Regions from separate parts of the Homo sapiens genome. Here region 2 is linked to region 1. Evidence: chromatin loops called from intact Hi-C (ENCODE). Cell type or tissue: Caco-2. All regions are shown on one strand.

Evidence for each region. Peaks named below come from ENCODE experiments on the same cell type or tissue, not always from the same donor. Only the 100,000 strongest peaks of a DNase experiment are listed, where the experiment ranks them.
Region 2: a loop joins it to region 1, with 2.2 times the contacts of the local background. A loop is called at or near these places in 2 of 110 quality-filtered maps.

What each region holds. Positions count from the first base shown.
Region 1 is chr11:114,566,663-114,574,662 of GRCh38, forward strand. It overlaps NXPE4 (neurexophilin and PC-esterase domain family member 4), which reads right to left. Exons shown (of 6, transcript NM_001077639.2): 6 at 3,929-4,811. The coding sequence ends at 4,276. It also overlaps a transcript of NXPE2 not described here. Among named protein-coding and RNA genes, the nearest start is that of NXPE1, 11 kb to the left of the region's middle. In Caco-2, a CTCF peak has its summit at 5,265 (motif pointing left); a DNase peak (open chromatin) is centred at 3,319; H3K27me3 peaks cover 137 bases.
Region 2 is chr11:114,498,522-114,506,521 of GRCh38, forward strand. It overlaps a transcript of NXPE2 not described here. Among named protein-coding and RNA genes, the nearest start is that of NXPE1, 57 kb to the right of the region's middle. In Caco-2, no CTCF peak of the experiment used is centred here; no DNase peak of the experiment used is centred here.

The DNA of each region.
Region 1 (8,000 bases):
CATACCTCAAGAGACACATGTAATATCAAGGGATTTCTCTCTCTCTCTCTCTCTATCTCTGTATATATAGAATATTTGCACACATATGGAGAATATTTACATTCTATATACCCACATATATGTATTTAAATTTATGTTTTCTTTTTTAAGATGCAAACTATTAGAGAGTAGTCTATTTGTTTCCTAAACAAATGACCCAGTTGAAAGGATTGGGTTGATGACCGTGTCAGTTATTGATTTATTACCTCTTGACTCCAAATTTGCCTTTGTATACATTCTCTGCAATCATGGACAGAAGTGCCTTAAGCACCATCCTGTATAGTGAGCACTTTGCTAAGCTTTCTCAGCAGAGGGCTTGGGAGGGGCATTGCAGAAAGAAGGAACTCTCCTGCTGTTTCTGGTGGCCGTGCAGTAGGCTAGTGTTTTTGGTATGGGGACATCCAGTAGGGCTCTTCCCCAGCCATGTTCCCAGAATAAGCAATCTTTTGGCAACCTTGCAGCCTCATCCTGGCCTGGCAATAACCTTTCCTAGCCTTCCACATTGGCTACAGCACCCCAGCACTCCCTGTATGTGAAGGCCTACTGCTTGCATGGGCACTCGATTCCCCATGCAGGCCCCCTGCACAGCTCATCTTTGTCCTAGGCCCTCACCTACTTGTTCACACCCCTGGTTCATGATTGCCTGAACCCTGCCTGGACTATGGAGGATTCCCTTCTGCTTGTCCAGCAACTGCAGACCCGCTCTAGCCTGGGAAAACCAACGATCTCTGCTTTCCAGTGAAATGAACTATACATTTCCCAATAAGGCTGAACGGCAGCCTTGGGGAGGGACCTTCTTTCAAGTTTTTTTTGGACACCGTCCCTCAGCCTTAGGCATACCACATAGAGATTCCTTTTATCTTATAGTCACTCATTTATCAGAGTTTAGTAATTCTTTATATCAAACTTTCCCCGTTTGGCCCACTGGGTGGTTTCTACCTCCTCATTGGACCCAGACTGTTAGTTACAAGGATGAGAAAGATTATAACTGTAAGGATTCAGCACAAACTGGTACTTAGAATATACTTTTTATTTTTTTTAAATACCCTCTCTTGAAAAAAATACCTCACCTTGTCAGTTTCTTTTCAGTATATTCTTTAATATGCTTGCCTCTTGTTAATAATTTCCCTTGGACATTTTTACAATGTTTTTTCTTTGTGGAGTATTTTTCCAAAATATTTAAGAATCCATTCAGCTCCAAGGGCTATATGTCAGTCATTTTTACTTTTTCCCTCTGTTGGAAGAACAACTTGTACTTTCGATATATATATATACTGGCCAATCATCTCAGACAAGAAATAAACATATGAAACATCACACAGACATTGCCACAGTGTGTATATTGATTTGGTTTTCAGAAGAACCATTAAGCCTTCATGGATTGCCCCTAGAAAGTGCTAACTTCTGAGAATTATCATTCTGAATGTATCTTTCTATCTGAGCTCACGTTCCCTTTTAGAGTTCACATATTACAAACATATATCTTCTTTTTCTTTTCTTAAAAAAAATCTCTGGGTCACATTCAAATTTTAGTTTCTGTGCTAAAATTATAGTGCTCTGTGTTCCTTTTAAATATTCTGCCCCTTTTGCAAGATCTTCAATACCTTTTATCCTTCCTTACCTCAAGTAGAAAGGGGTAGTGGAAAGTCACTCTATTAATAGAAGAAAGCAGGTGCTGTTCTACCATTCCTGGAGCTTCACAACCCTTGTTCATTCTTACCTTAGCAGCTATAGTAGTCCATGGTGATGCTTGAGTTAAGGTACTGCTCCCCCCTCCCTTTATTTCCCCCTCTCTTCTTCACTCTCTTCCTCTCTTTCATTCCCTCTTTCTTATTTTCCCTCTCCCTTCCTTCCTCCCTCAACTACCCACCCATTATAATTAGGATAAAATTTAAACTCCTTGCCATAGGTAATAAGGCCACATAAGATCTAGCTCCTGCTTGTTTCTCTAACTTCTCAAGCCTCTGTCTTCCTCCATTTTGTCTCACGGCTGCCTCCTTTTTATCTTTTCTATCCCACTTTCAATGCTTCTCTTCTGAGATGCTTTTCTAAATACCTAGTCACCTCCATCACCACCATGCCGTTACCCTATCACTGATGTGATATGCTTTGTTCATATGACTTTATCATGAACTGTGGAATAATTTTATGTCTTTTTTGTTTATTATCTTTTTCCTTTATTAGAATATAAAATCTTTGATGGCAGAGATATCATTTGTCTTTTTGATGACTATATACCTAAAGACTAGAACAGTTCCTGGCACATGGTAGGGATTTAAAAAAAAATGTTGACCATCTGAGTGTATGTGGGGCATTGGACTATGAACTGTGATTATTGGCAAATAAATAGAAAATGTATTATCTCCTGCTGCCCCCAAAAAACTGGATAAACATATTTAAGTTGCCCTATTGTAATTGTTTTTTTCCAGATGCAAGTACTATTGCCATTCTTACTATTGGGTCAGGGGCCTGGTGGTATCTGGGGCATGATGAAGGGTACAAAATTAAGGAAGAATATGGTACCAAACTGCTTGACAATAATCACATTGCTCTATTCAACTGAAATTCTCATATCCAACACTCTTTTTTGATCAAGTCTTGGGAAGGCCTATTAAAATGCAAATGAAAGTGATTAAAATGTTAACCTACATGTGTAGATTATAGGGACCATTGTTATTGATTATCTACTTAATAGCTTTCAGACAATAGTGGCTCGCAAAGATGTTTTAAGCCGTGGAATTTTTTCAAACAAAAAGCTCACCCAGGATTCCATATACATATAGGTAAGAATGACTGATATTCTGGCTGAAGCAGTGGTATTGGAACTGGTACTCTGCCCCATGGGGCACCTCTCCTGACTCCTGCCCCTCAAGGTAGTGCCCAAAGTACCACATGAGACCCAGAGAGCTGAAGATACTTATCCAGTCTTTTGTTGTTGTTTTTTGAGGCTGGGTCTTGCGCTGTCACTCTGGCCGTAGTGTAGTGGTGTGCCACTGCAGCGTCAAACCCCTGGACTCAAGTGACCCTTCCACCTCAGCCTCCAAATGAAGAAGGAATTAGTGAAATCAACTATAAGCTAATAGTAGTAGTAATAGATATTTTAAAATCCTCTTAAAGCTGCTGCAAAGTGTGACCCCTCACCCCCACACTCAAGTTAAAAGGGAGTATTAACAGCCTGTCTTCTTTCTGTGGACAGTGGACCTTATCTATACTCCCCAACTCTACATTCCTCAAAGTTTATTATAGGCCCAGAGAGTGCCTGCTTACCTTCCTACATGGCTGCAGGGTCACAAGACTGATAAGTTTAGGTTGCAAGACCTGTTTCTCTCAAGATGTAAGAAATGTTGTAATGCTGCATTTGTTTCTTGCTTCTGTAACTCGCTTCCTGCCTCACATGGTTCCCGCCTTAAGATGTTTAAAAGTAGGAAAAGCCCTTTGTTTGGGGCTCAGACTATCTGGACCTATGTACGGCTGAGCCAGTGATCACCTTAATTTAATAAACTCTCCTGGACTTTTTTGGTCTCTCCAGTCTTTGACTGTCTTGCAACCCAAAGTGCTAGGATTACAGGTGTGAGCCACTGCACCCAACCCTCCAAAGTCTTAAAATGATCAACAGCAACAAGACTAAAGACAAACTTCCTGAATTCTAGTGGCCCGTGCTTTTACCTGTGTTATCCTATAAACCTGGATGAAAAATACTATAGAATCAGATTAGAGCCTAGTATCAGGAGTTCCTACAGAGAGAGAAAATTTAGAGGTTTTCAGGACCCACATGTCCTTGCTTAGAATTCTCTCTATGACTATGGGAGAATTGCCTCACAAGACTTCTCTTCTGACTTGGAAATTCATCTAGAGCTTGTCTTTAGTGATAGAAATAAACAAACAGGACTGCTTTCTCCAAATTTTTATTTTAAAATTACTTTATCACTCTGAGTTTTCATGCATCAGAGAGAACTTTTACCCATAGGTGTCTTGACTTCCCATTGGTGAAGAGGGGTATGGCTCTGATCAAGAAGGGTAGGCTCTTTTCATGAGTATTTTTAGTTTTATTTTTAAGTGGAAGCCCAGATTAGAAACATCTCATTTAGCTGAATTGGTGGCTTATGGATCAGCCATAATGTAGATTCTCTGCTCTTGCTAGTTGGGAATTCAGAGCCAAACACAGCATCTGGCCTGCTAGTAGACAGTCAATAAATTTTTTTACTTAAGTGAATGAATTTCAGACTTTTGTGTTATTTAACAAATATAGTTTAATAATATATTAATCTGATTTCCGACTACATGTTGAGGTGGGTGTACATTATTTGTGCCATATGCAATTGTTATATCCCAGGCATCAATGATACTCACACTGAGATCCTGGAAAATGTCCTTTATGATGAGATATTGAATGTAACCATGAAAGTCACTAAATCTTTCTGCATCATTGTACATCTCCCTGATGTTTTCTGTTTTGATGATAACCATAGTGTCTGGGCTTCTCAGAAGAAGATGCTGAATGGCTTTGTGGACATTGAGGGCCCTTCGGATAAAAACATCAATGGGAAAGGGTCTGAAATGCTGGCCCAGGGAAATAACAATGACAGTATTTTTTTCTCCTCCAGTTCTGTCAATGGCCCGGGTGAGGTACTCCATCTCTTTGACTGAATAGGTCATTGATCCTATCAAGGGATAACAATATTTTTGCCACTGGATGTTGATGTTCCTATCCAAATCCACAGCAAGCTGGTGTTGCAATTTTCCAGATTCATGCAGATCCACTGACTTCAGTGCTGATAACAAATAGGCAATCCCAAAATAAAAGGAGGATATAGTTACCAAGATTGAGTAGATATAAAGATGGAAGAGATTTGATTGGTATAATTAAATAAGCTAATCATGTCTAATTTATTATAGGTTTAGATGAGGGGATGTTTTTGAAAATTATTTGAACAGTCAAAAGTGTTACGTAGCATCTTGGATTAAGATGGTGGATAGGAGGCAGGACTAGCTTGCAGCTCTCACTCAGACAAACAGAGCAGCCTGTGGAGACTCACATCATGAACTTCTGCTCCAAGAACTGCCACAGGAACATACCAGGAAAGTCAGAAGAATCCATAGACCCTTTGAAGGAACAGGATCACCACTGCAGGCTCTCTGAGATGCTGAAAAACTGTGTCCCTAGGGCAAGTTTCCATCCTGCCTGTAGGACAGCAGCTGATGTGCTCTTGAAAGTGCCACCTGCTGGCTGGAGGCCAACGAACACAAAACCAGCACACTAAACAAAAACACAACCAAAGACCCTCACAGAGTCCACTTCACTCCCCTGCTAACTCCACTGGAGCAGGTGCTGGTATTCAAGGCTGCAAGACCTGAAGATGGGTCACATCCTATGGGATTCTTTGCAGACACTCTCCAGTACCAGCCCAGAGCCCAGTAGCTCCACTGGGTTGCGAGACTCAGGAAGCCCCATTCCTAGGGGAAGGGGGATTAAACCACATCAAGGGAGCACCCTGTGGGACAAAAGAATCTGAATAGCAGCCCTTGAATCCCAGATCTTCCCTCTGACATGTCTACCAAAATGAGAAGAAACCCCAAAACCAATTCTGGTAATATGACAAAACAAGATTCTTTAACTCCTGCAAAAGACCATACCAGTTCACCACCAATGGATCTAAACCAAGAAGAAATCTCTGAATTGCAGGAAAAATAATTTAGAAGGTTGATTATTAAGCTAATCAAGGAGGCACCAGAGAAAGGTGAAGTCCAACTTAAATTAAAAACATGATACAGAATATGAAAGGAAAATTCTTCAGTGAAATAGATAGTATAAATAAAAAACAATCACAATTTCTGGAAATCAAGGATACACTTAGAGAAATGCAAAATGCACTGGAAATTCTCAGCAATAGAATTGAACAAGCAGAAAAAAGAACCTCAGAGCTAGAAGACAAGGCTTTAGAATTAACTCAATCCATCAAAGACAAAAAGGATTTTAAAAAATGAACAAAGCCACCAAGAAGTTTGGGAGTATGCTAAATGCCCCAACCTAAGAATAATTGGTATTCCCAAGGAAGAAGAGAAATTTAAAAGTCTGGAAAACATATTTGAGGGACTAATCGAAGAAAATTTCCCTGGCCTTGCTAGAGATCTAGACATCCAAATACAAGCAGCTCAAAGAACACCTGGGAAATTCATCACAGAAAGATCATTGCCTAGGCACATAGTAATCAGATTATCTAAAGTCAAGATGAAGGAAAAAATCTTAAGAGCTGTGAGGCAAAGGTATCAGGTAACCTATAAAAGAAAACTTATCAGATTAACAGCTGATTTCTCAGCAGAAACCCTACAAGCTAGAAGGGATTGGGGTTCTATTTTAGCCTCCTTAAACAAAAAAATTATCAGTCAAGAATTTTGTATCCAGCAAAACTAAGCTTCGTAAATGAAGAAAAGATAGTCTTTTCGAGACAAATGCTGACAGAATTTGCCAGTACCAGCAAGCACTACAATAACTACTAAAAGGAGCTCTAAATCTTGAAGCAAGTTATCAAAGCACACCAAAATAGAACCTCCTTAAAGCATAATTCTCAAAGGACCTACATGAAATAATGCAATGAAAAGAAAAACAAGGTATTTAGGCAACAAGTAGCACAATGAATAGAATAGTATCTTATATCTCAATGCTAATATTGAATGTAAATGACCTGAATGCTCTACTTAAAACGTACAGAATGGAAGAATGGGTAAGAATTCACCAGCCAAGTTTCTGCTGTCTTCAGGAAAGTCACCTATTTAATAACACATAAGAACTCACATAAACTTAAGGTAAAGGGGTGGAAAAAGATATTCCATGCAAATGGGCACCAAAAGCAAGCAGGAGTAGCAATTCTTATATCAGACAAAACAAACTTTAAAGCAACAGCAGTTTAAAAAGACAAAGAGGGACATTATATAATGATAAAATAACATTCAACAGGAAAATACCACAATTCTAAATATATATGCATCTAACACTGGAGCTCCCAAATTTACAAAACATTACTAATAGACCAAAAAAAATGAGAGATGGCAATACAATAGTGGGGAACTTTAACACTCCACTGACAGCGCTAGACTGGTCATCAAGACAGAAAGTCAACAAAGAAATAATGGACTTAAACTATACCCTAAAACAAATGAACTTAACAGATATTTACAGAACATTCTACCCAAAAAGTGAAGAATATACATTCTATTTATCAGCACATGGAACATTCTCCAAGATAGAGCATATGATAGGCCACAAAACAAGTCTCAGTAAATTTAAGAAAATCAAAATTATATCAAGTACTCTCTCAGACCACAGTGGAATAAAATTGGAAATCAGCTCCAAAAGGAACCCTCAAAACCATGCAAATACATGGAAATTAAATAACCTGCTCTTGAATGATCATTGAGTCAACAATAAAATCAAGATGGAAATTAAAAAATTCTTTGAACTGAACCATAATAGTGATACAAGCTATCAAAACCTCTGGGATACAGCAAAAGTGATGTTAAGAGGAAAGTTCATAGACTTAAATGCCTACATAAAAGTCTGAGAGGGCACAAATAGATAAACTAATGTCATAGCTCATGGAACTGGAGAAACAAGAATAATCCAAACCCAAACCTGGCAGAAAAAAAAATAATGAAGATCAGAGCAGAAGTAAATGAAACTGAAACAAAAGTAATACAAAAATAAATGAAACAAAAAGCTGGTTCTTTGAAAAGATAAATAAAATTGATAAACCATTAGCAAGATTAACTAAGAAGAGAGAAGATCCAAATAAGCTCAATTAGAAATAAAACAGGAGATATTACAACTGATACCACAGAAATATGAAAGATTATTCAAGGCTACTGTGAACACCTTTAAGCACATAAACTAGAAAACCTAGAGGGGATAAATTCCTGGAAATATACAACCCTCCTAGATTAAACCAGGAAGATATAGAATCTCT
Region 2 (8,000 bases), 68 kb before region 1:
GCAAAAGAGTAATGAGCACACTGCTCTTCTTCCTGAATTTAATGAGAGTGCACTCTGTATTTTATCATTAACCATAATATTGGCTATCAATATGCAATAACTATTCTCTATTAGATTAAGGAAGTTTTCTTCTATTTTCAGGCAGCTTTTGTATTTATTTTAATATTGCTTTCATTTTAATTATTTTTAATCTTTGCAATTATTGAAATAATTATTTTTAATCTTCAGAGGTATTGATGTGACTAATTAATTGACTGGTGTTTTTAACATGCTAGTGGATTAGCATGTTATTTATATTAATAGTGAGATTAGTTTGTGATTTCCTTTTTTGTGCTGTATTTATGTGTGGGCTTTGGTATTAGAGTATTGGTGGTTTGAGAAAATGAATTGGAAGTGTGCCATCTTTTTCTCTGCTCTGGAACAATTTAAATTGCATGTTAATTGTCTTTCCTTGAAGCTTCAATAGGACTCACTTGTAAAATTGTCTGGATATGATACAGCTTTTGGAGTTATTTCTTAGGCAAAAATTTCAACTTCTCCCATGGTTATTGATATCCAGATGAACTGTTTTCTCAAGTCATTTAAGTTTATGTGTTTTTAGAAAATCACACGTCTCATCCTTATTTTCAGGATTTTTAGCTTAGATTACTGTGTTTAAATTTCTTACACCATTATAACATACTTCTATATCTGTGAATAAAGCCTAATTCTTGCTTTTAATGTTTTGAATGTGTTTTCTGTTGTTTAAATCTGCAAGAGGCTTGTCCATTTTATTGATATTTGCAAAGACATTAGCTCTTGGATGTATTTATCAAATCTATTTTTATTTTCTAATAATTTCTCTTGATCTCTTAGGTTTTTCTCATCTTGTTTTTTGCCATTTTTAAAATTCATTTTCATTTTCTATTTTTAAAAATGAATATATTTAAGGCTATAAAATTTCTTCTGAAAATATTTGTCTCCATATCAATTTTGATTTGTAGATTTTGCTGCATTTATAGATTTAATAGCCTGTAACTGCATTTTTAAGCTTTTGTAACAAGTATAATTTACAAGCAAGAAAATACGTATCTTAAGGGTACAATTAGATGAATTTTTTAATGAAGTAAAATTTATACAGAGTGAAATGCACATATGTTAATTGTGCAGTTTGGTGAGTTTTGACAAATACGTATGTCTGTGTAACCAACACACCACCCAAGACACAGAACGCTTTCACTACCCCAAATGTTCTCTCATGTCACCTTCCAGTCAGTTCCAACTCCTCATGGACAATTGCTGCTGATTTCTGTCCCTACTGATTCATTTCATTGATTGTTGGGCTTTGTGTATATGAAATCTTACAGTATGTGCTCTTTTGTGTCTGGCTTCTTTCCCTCAGCAAAGTGATTTTGAGGTTAATCCATTGTGTTGCTTATATCAGCAGTTCATTCTTTTTTTTTTTTAATTGCTGAGTAGCATTCCATGGTATGACTATACCACAATTTGTTATCCTGTCTCTAGATGAACTTTTGGGTTGTTTCCAGTTTTTTGGCTATTATGCATAAAGTTGCTATAGGAATTCCTTTAAAAATCTTTCTGTGGACATGTTTTTATTTTTTGGGGGTGCATATTTAGTGGAATTTCTGGGCCAAGGGGTATGGTTAATTTTATCAGAAACTGACAAACTGTTTTCTAGTCTTTGTACCATATATATATTCCATACAGAAATGCATGAGACTTCCAGTTATTCCACATCAGTATTAATAATTGATATTGTCAGTCTTTTAAGTTTTAGCAACTTTATTGGGTACAAAGTAGCATATCATGTGTTTTTAATTTGTATTTGCTTGATGGATAATGATATTGAACATCTTTTTGCGTACTTATTGGCCATTCATATACTTTTGTATGATGAAAGGTTAGTTCAGTCCTTTTGTTCAGACAACCCATTAAAAAAATGGGTTGTCTGTTTTCTTTGTTATTTGAGTTGTAAGTGTTCTCCACATATTCTGGATATAAGTTGTCAGATTTACGTATTGTAATATTTTCTTCTAGTCTGTGATTTATCTTTTTTACAGTGTCTTTTGAAGAATAGAAGATCTTAGTTTTAATGCAGTTCATTTTTATCACTTTTTCTTCTATGGTTATTGCTTTTTGTGTTTTACTTAAGAAATCCTTACTTACCTAAATATTGTAAATTTGTTTTCTTCTTGCAGCTTTATAGTTTTGTGCTTGATCCCATCATTCATCCCAAATTAATTTTTATATTTGGTATGAAGTGGTATGAATTGGTATGAAGGAGAGGTCAGGGTTCATTATTTTTTCTCCCATTTGGATATCCAGTTGTTCCAACACCATTTGTAGAAAAGACTGTCCATTCCTTATGGAATTATTTTGGTGACTTTGTTGAAAATCAGTTGAGTGTGTTTTGTGGGTCTTTTTCTGGACTTTCTATTCTGTTTCTATACTTGCAGTTTGAAGCTTCTGTATTTGATACTCTCTTTGACCCCTGAATTATTTAGGAATATGCTGACATCTTTAACGACAACTCTAACTTATGACACAGAAAACCATTATTTTAGGGCCATGTCAGCAATGACGCCAAATAGTTATTCACCTGGGTAGGAATGTCCATCCTTTAAAGTAGTTCTGAAACCTAGCAGTATACTTGGGGAGTTTTTTTAAAACAATGCAGATTTTGGAACGCCACCCCAGACCTAATTTTCACTGTAGAAACTGGATAGTTTCTGTTTTTAGAAAGCTCTTCCAGGTGATTCTGAGACATCCAGTCAATTTGGAAGCCATTGCTCTAAGCACTACCCCTTACAGCAAAAAGCTGTTACTCTCTAAGCCCTCAGTGGATTCAAAGCTTTTCATTATTTCAGTGTACAGAATCAACCCTCAAGAAAGGGGAAGAGATAATTAGCCTGTTTTTCTCTCAAGCATTGAAATCACCACAAATCTCAGGTTATCTTTGAATGACCTTTTGACTTGAGAGAATATAATATTTATGGTTATTGTAGTATATTTAAGGTATTTTACAAGTTACAAAAACCATTGAATTCTGAATGACTGTTCTGCTGTTCAAATATAGTGACTTAAAAATTCATGGAGGAATCTTTGGGACTATGAAAGTCAGTGTCTTACTTATTTCAGGGCTAATGGATCAGAAAAGCTCCAAGAAGGCCAAGAGAGCTGTCAAATGAAGTGCACTGTAGCTCAAGATCAGAGAGAAGGGCTTTGGAGGTAAGAAGGGCTTTGGAAGAGACTTAGTATCTCAACGTATCAGTGAGAACATTAGAATGAATGCTGGTACTTTTTCCTGAGACAGAGAACAATAAAAGAAGTCCAGGGTTTGGCTGGAAAGAACATGAACTTGATGTGGGACATTTTGCTTTGGGAAATCTCTGTGCTGTCAAAAGTAGGTGCCAAGTAGTCCCTTGTGAAAAATCTTCTTTCACATTATTTGTCTAAGACAGTGTTTCCTAACCATTGCACTATTGACATTTTGGGCTGAAAAACTCTTTGTTGTGGGAAGCTGTCTTGTGCATTGTAACACGTTTAGCAGCATCTCTGGTCTCTACCCACTAAATGCCAGTTAGCACTCCTCCTAACTGTGACACATACAAGTGTCACATACTTGACACATACAAGAAATATGTGACCATTTTATATCTCTTGGGTGTTCTGTACTGTGCCTAGGTGTAGATTTACTTCTCTTTATGCTGCCTGGGACTCATTGGGAGTCTTAATCTAAGTATTCACATATTTCTTCTAGAAAATTCTTAATTATCTTTTCAAATTCTTCACTCCCCCCACAAAAGGCTCATTCTAGACTTTCTCATTATATACTTCATGTCTCTAGCCTTATTTTTATATTTCCATCCTCTTTGCACTATATTCTGAGTAATTTATTCAGGTCTATCTTCAGTTTCACTGTTTCTGTCTTCATCTTTGTCTAATGTGCTGTTTGACCCATCCACAGAATTTATAAGATTAGGGACTTTCTAAGATTATGAGACTTTATAATATTACTGTTATTTGCTATTTTAATGACTATATTTTTCATATCTGGAAGTATACTTTTGCCAACCTGTGTGATGTTTTTTCTAGTTTCTTCTTTCACATATATTTGATTCTATTTTGTAATTTTAAATGCTTATAGTTTTCCATGATGACTCTCATATGAATTCCTTGGAGATCTAATTCCATGAAATCCTTCTATTTTTGCTTATGGCAGATGGTTTTCTTGTGTAATTCTAGATTGTGATCTTATGATTGGTAGGACATTACCTATGAAAAACCTGTGTGGTTTGGCTTTTGTGTGAGAATTCAGAAAGAGTTTGATTTGTTTCTTTTAAGTTTCCCTGGGAGAATTATTATCCCCAGCTTGCTTACTTATTTATTTACTCTTTTAGCCACTGGGAGTGGCTAGGAGTGGAAAAGCAGTGAATACTGAGTCACAGTGGAGAAATGTGTCTTCAAGTCTCCCAGATAAAGTGGTCTTGGCACCTATGATTGGGCCTGAAAGATCACACATAGGATTTTGGCTAGGAGCTGCACTCCTCAGAGGTTAGATACCTTTTTTTTTTTTCATAAGAAATTGAGCAGGCCAAGAAAAAAGCTTCAGATGCTGCTATTTGGGGGTGTAAGTCCTGATGAATAGACCTGTTTGCCACCTTATCACTGCACAGTGAGATTGCCCTATTAATCAGTCCCATCCATATACATAGAGCATCCAGGTGGCTTTTTAAGTGAATATCATAATGGTATGAGGAGATGGCTAAGGATTTCAGGTATTTGATAAACATTTCCTGTGTGAAAGAGAAACCGAATAGTCACACAGATAAAAGGAACCTAGAAGAGACGGAGACAATTTCAAGAATAAAATAAAACTTTAAATAAAATGCGTATTAGTAATAAAATGAATATATTCATAGAAATCAGGGAAAATGTTGTATCCAGGAAACAACTGAATTCTGTGAAAAAGAACATTCAGAGAACAAGTAGGATCTTTTTAAGATGAAAAAAGTTGATGACTAAAAAAAAACCATGAATAGAAGTGCCAAAAGATATGTCAAGATAATTTTGCAGAAAATATAGCAAAAATATAAAGAGGTATAAAGTTTAAAAATTAAGAAGCTTAGAAGATAAATCCAAGAGATACGATATTGAAGTATCAGGAATTACGGAAGAAGAGAATAGAGAAATTGGCAGGGAGGCCGTTATCAAGGAAATAATAATACAATATCTCTGAAATTAAGAACACTGCTCTCTAGTTTGAAAAGGTCCATAGTGTATCCAATACAATAAATGAAAAAGTCCCTACTGTCAGACCTGATCTCTGCAGGGTAGTCTTGCACATCAGACAGGGCTGGTCTAACCTGAGCACTCTTTGGTCTACTGGCCTCTCCCATGGCCCCAGCCTGGCCTTGCCTGCTTACAGGGCAGTCTTGGGGGGCTCTGGAGGCCCACACCATAGCTTCTGTGCCTGTGGACTGTGCCTGACCAGTGGAAAGCTCCAGAGAGGTGGCCTCTATGGCCACACATCAGCCTGCAAGTTTCCCCCCTATACTGCAGCTTCCCCTGAGCCCACGGCAACTGCCCACATCACTTCATTGATGTGTGTCTGCAGGGGTGGGTTTTGCTTCATTTGCCCTGCCAGTAGCAGTGCAGTATGCAACCCCCCAACCCCCAGTGATGGCTGTTGCAGACAAATCTTTGGCCAGCACAGAGCCAGGAAGCCCCACCTAGCCAGAGCCCCACCCTTGCACAAATCCTGTACTGAAAACAGGGGATCCTCCTATACCCTGAGTGATCACTCCTGCTTATGGGGCACAGAGAAGGCATCCAGACCTGTGCCACCCCAAGCCAATGCCACCTCCAGTGCAACAGCACACACAGTCTCCAGCAGGGCCCCCCCACACCCTCACCAACTGCCTTGCCTCTATCGCTGTGGTGAACGCCCACCAGGGAAGCAGGTACCCCCACATTCTCTAGCACTATGCTGTTGCTGCCACACCCTGGCACCCCCAGCACAGTGGACTCCAAACCTTGAGGAGCTAGAGAACAAAGTCAGGCCCAGTACAAGTCCCCTACATTAGAACATGCACTCCAGGAGTTGGGAGCTGAGTGTTGGCCCCCTAAAATCTCCCAGAAATGAAGCCAGCTGGCTTAATATGCTTTATATCACAATCAGACCCTCAAAATCATCAAATAGGACAAAGGAAAAAAATTCAAAGATTGAAGGTAGATAAGCCCACAAAGATGAGAAATAATCAGCGCAAGGAATGCTGAAAACTCAACAAGCTCGAGTGCCTTCTTTCCTCCAAAGGATAGCATCATCTCTCTAGCAAGAGTTTGAAACCCAGCTGAGGCTGAGATGGCTGAAATGACAGAAGTAGAATTTAGTATATGGACAGGTATGAAGTTCAATGAACTACAGGAGTATGTTGTAACCCAATACAAGGAAGCTAAAAATTATGATAAAGCATTGCAGGAACTGACACACAAAATAGCCAGTATACAGAAGAATGTAGCTGTCCTGATAGAACTGAAAAACACACTATAAGAATTTCATAATGCAAGTATTAATAGCAGAATAGACCAAGCAGAGGAAACACTCAGAGCTTGAAGACTGGCTTTCTGAAATAAGACAGGCAGACAAGAATAGAGAGAAAAAAAAAGGAATGAACAAAACCTCTGATAAATGTGGGATTATGTAAAGAGACTGAATCTACAACTGATTGGTGTACCTGAAAGAAATGGGGAGAATGGAACCCACTTGGAAAACGTATTTCAGGATATCAGCCATGAGAACTTCCCCAACCTAGCTAGAGAGGCCAACATTCAAATTCGGGAAATGCAGAGAACCCCAGTAAAATACTTCACAAAAAGATTATCCCCAAGACATATGATCATCAGATTCTCCAAGGTCAAAATGACAGAAAAAATGTTAAAGGCAGCCAGAGAGAAAGGCCAGGTCATATACAAAGGGAAGCCCATCAGATGAACAGCAGACCTCTCAGCTGAAACCCTACAAGCCAGAGGAGATTGAGGGTCAATATTCAAAATTTCTTAAAGAAAAGAAATTCCAACCTAGAATTTCATATCTAGCCAAACTAAGCTTCATAAGTAAAGGAGAAATGAGATCCTTTTCAGACAAGCAAATGCTGAGGGAATTTCTTACCACCAGATCTGCCTTACAAGAGCTCCTGAAGGAAGCAATATGGAAAGGAAAGACTGTTACCAGCCACTAAAAAACACACTGAAGTACACAGAGCAGTGACACTATAAAGCTACCATATAAACAAGTCTGTGAAATAACCAGCCAACATCATGATGACAGAATTACATCCCCATATACCAATAATAACCTTGAATGTAAATGGGCTAAATGCCCCATTTAAAAGACACAAAATGGCAAGCTGGGTAAAGAACAAAGATTTATTGGTATGCTGTCTTCAAGAGATCCATCTCACATGCAATGACACACATAGGCTCAAAATAAAGAAATGGAGAAAAATCTACCAAGCAAATGGAAAACAGAAAAAAAGCAGGGGTTGCAGTCCTAGTTTCTAACAAAACAGACTTTAAACCAAGAAATATTAAAAAAAAAAAAAAAAAAGAAGTTAAAAAGTTCAAATGGTAAAGAGTTCAATTCAACAAGAAGATCTAGCCAACTTAAATACATATACACCCAACACAGGAGCACCCAGATTCATAAAGCAAGTTTTTAGAGACCTTCAAAGAGACTTAGACTCTCATGCAATAACTGTCAGAGACTTTAATGCCCCACTGACAGTATTAGACAGATCATTAAGACAGAAAATTAACAAAGGTATTCAGGAACTGAACTCAGCACTGGATCAAATAGACCTGATAGATATTTATGTAACTCTCCACCCAGAAACAACAGAATATATATTATTTTCATTGCCACATGGCACATACTTTTAAATCGATCACATAATTGGAAGTAAAACACTCCTCAGCAAATGCAAAAGAACTGAAATCAT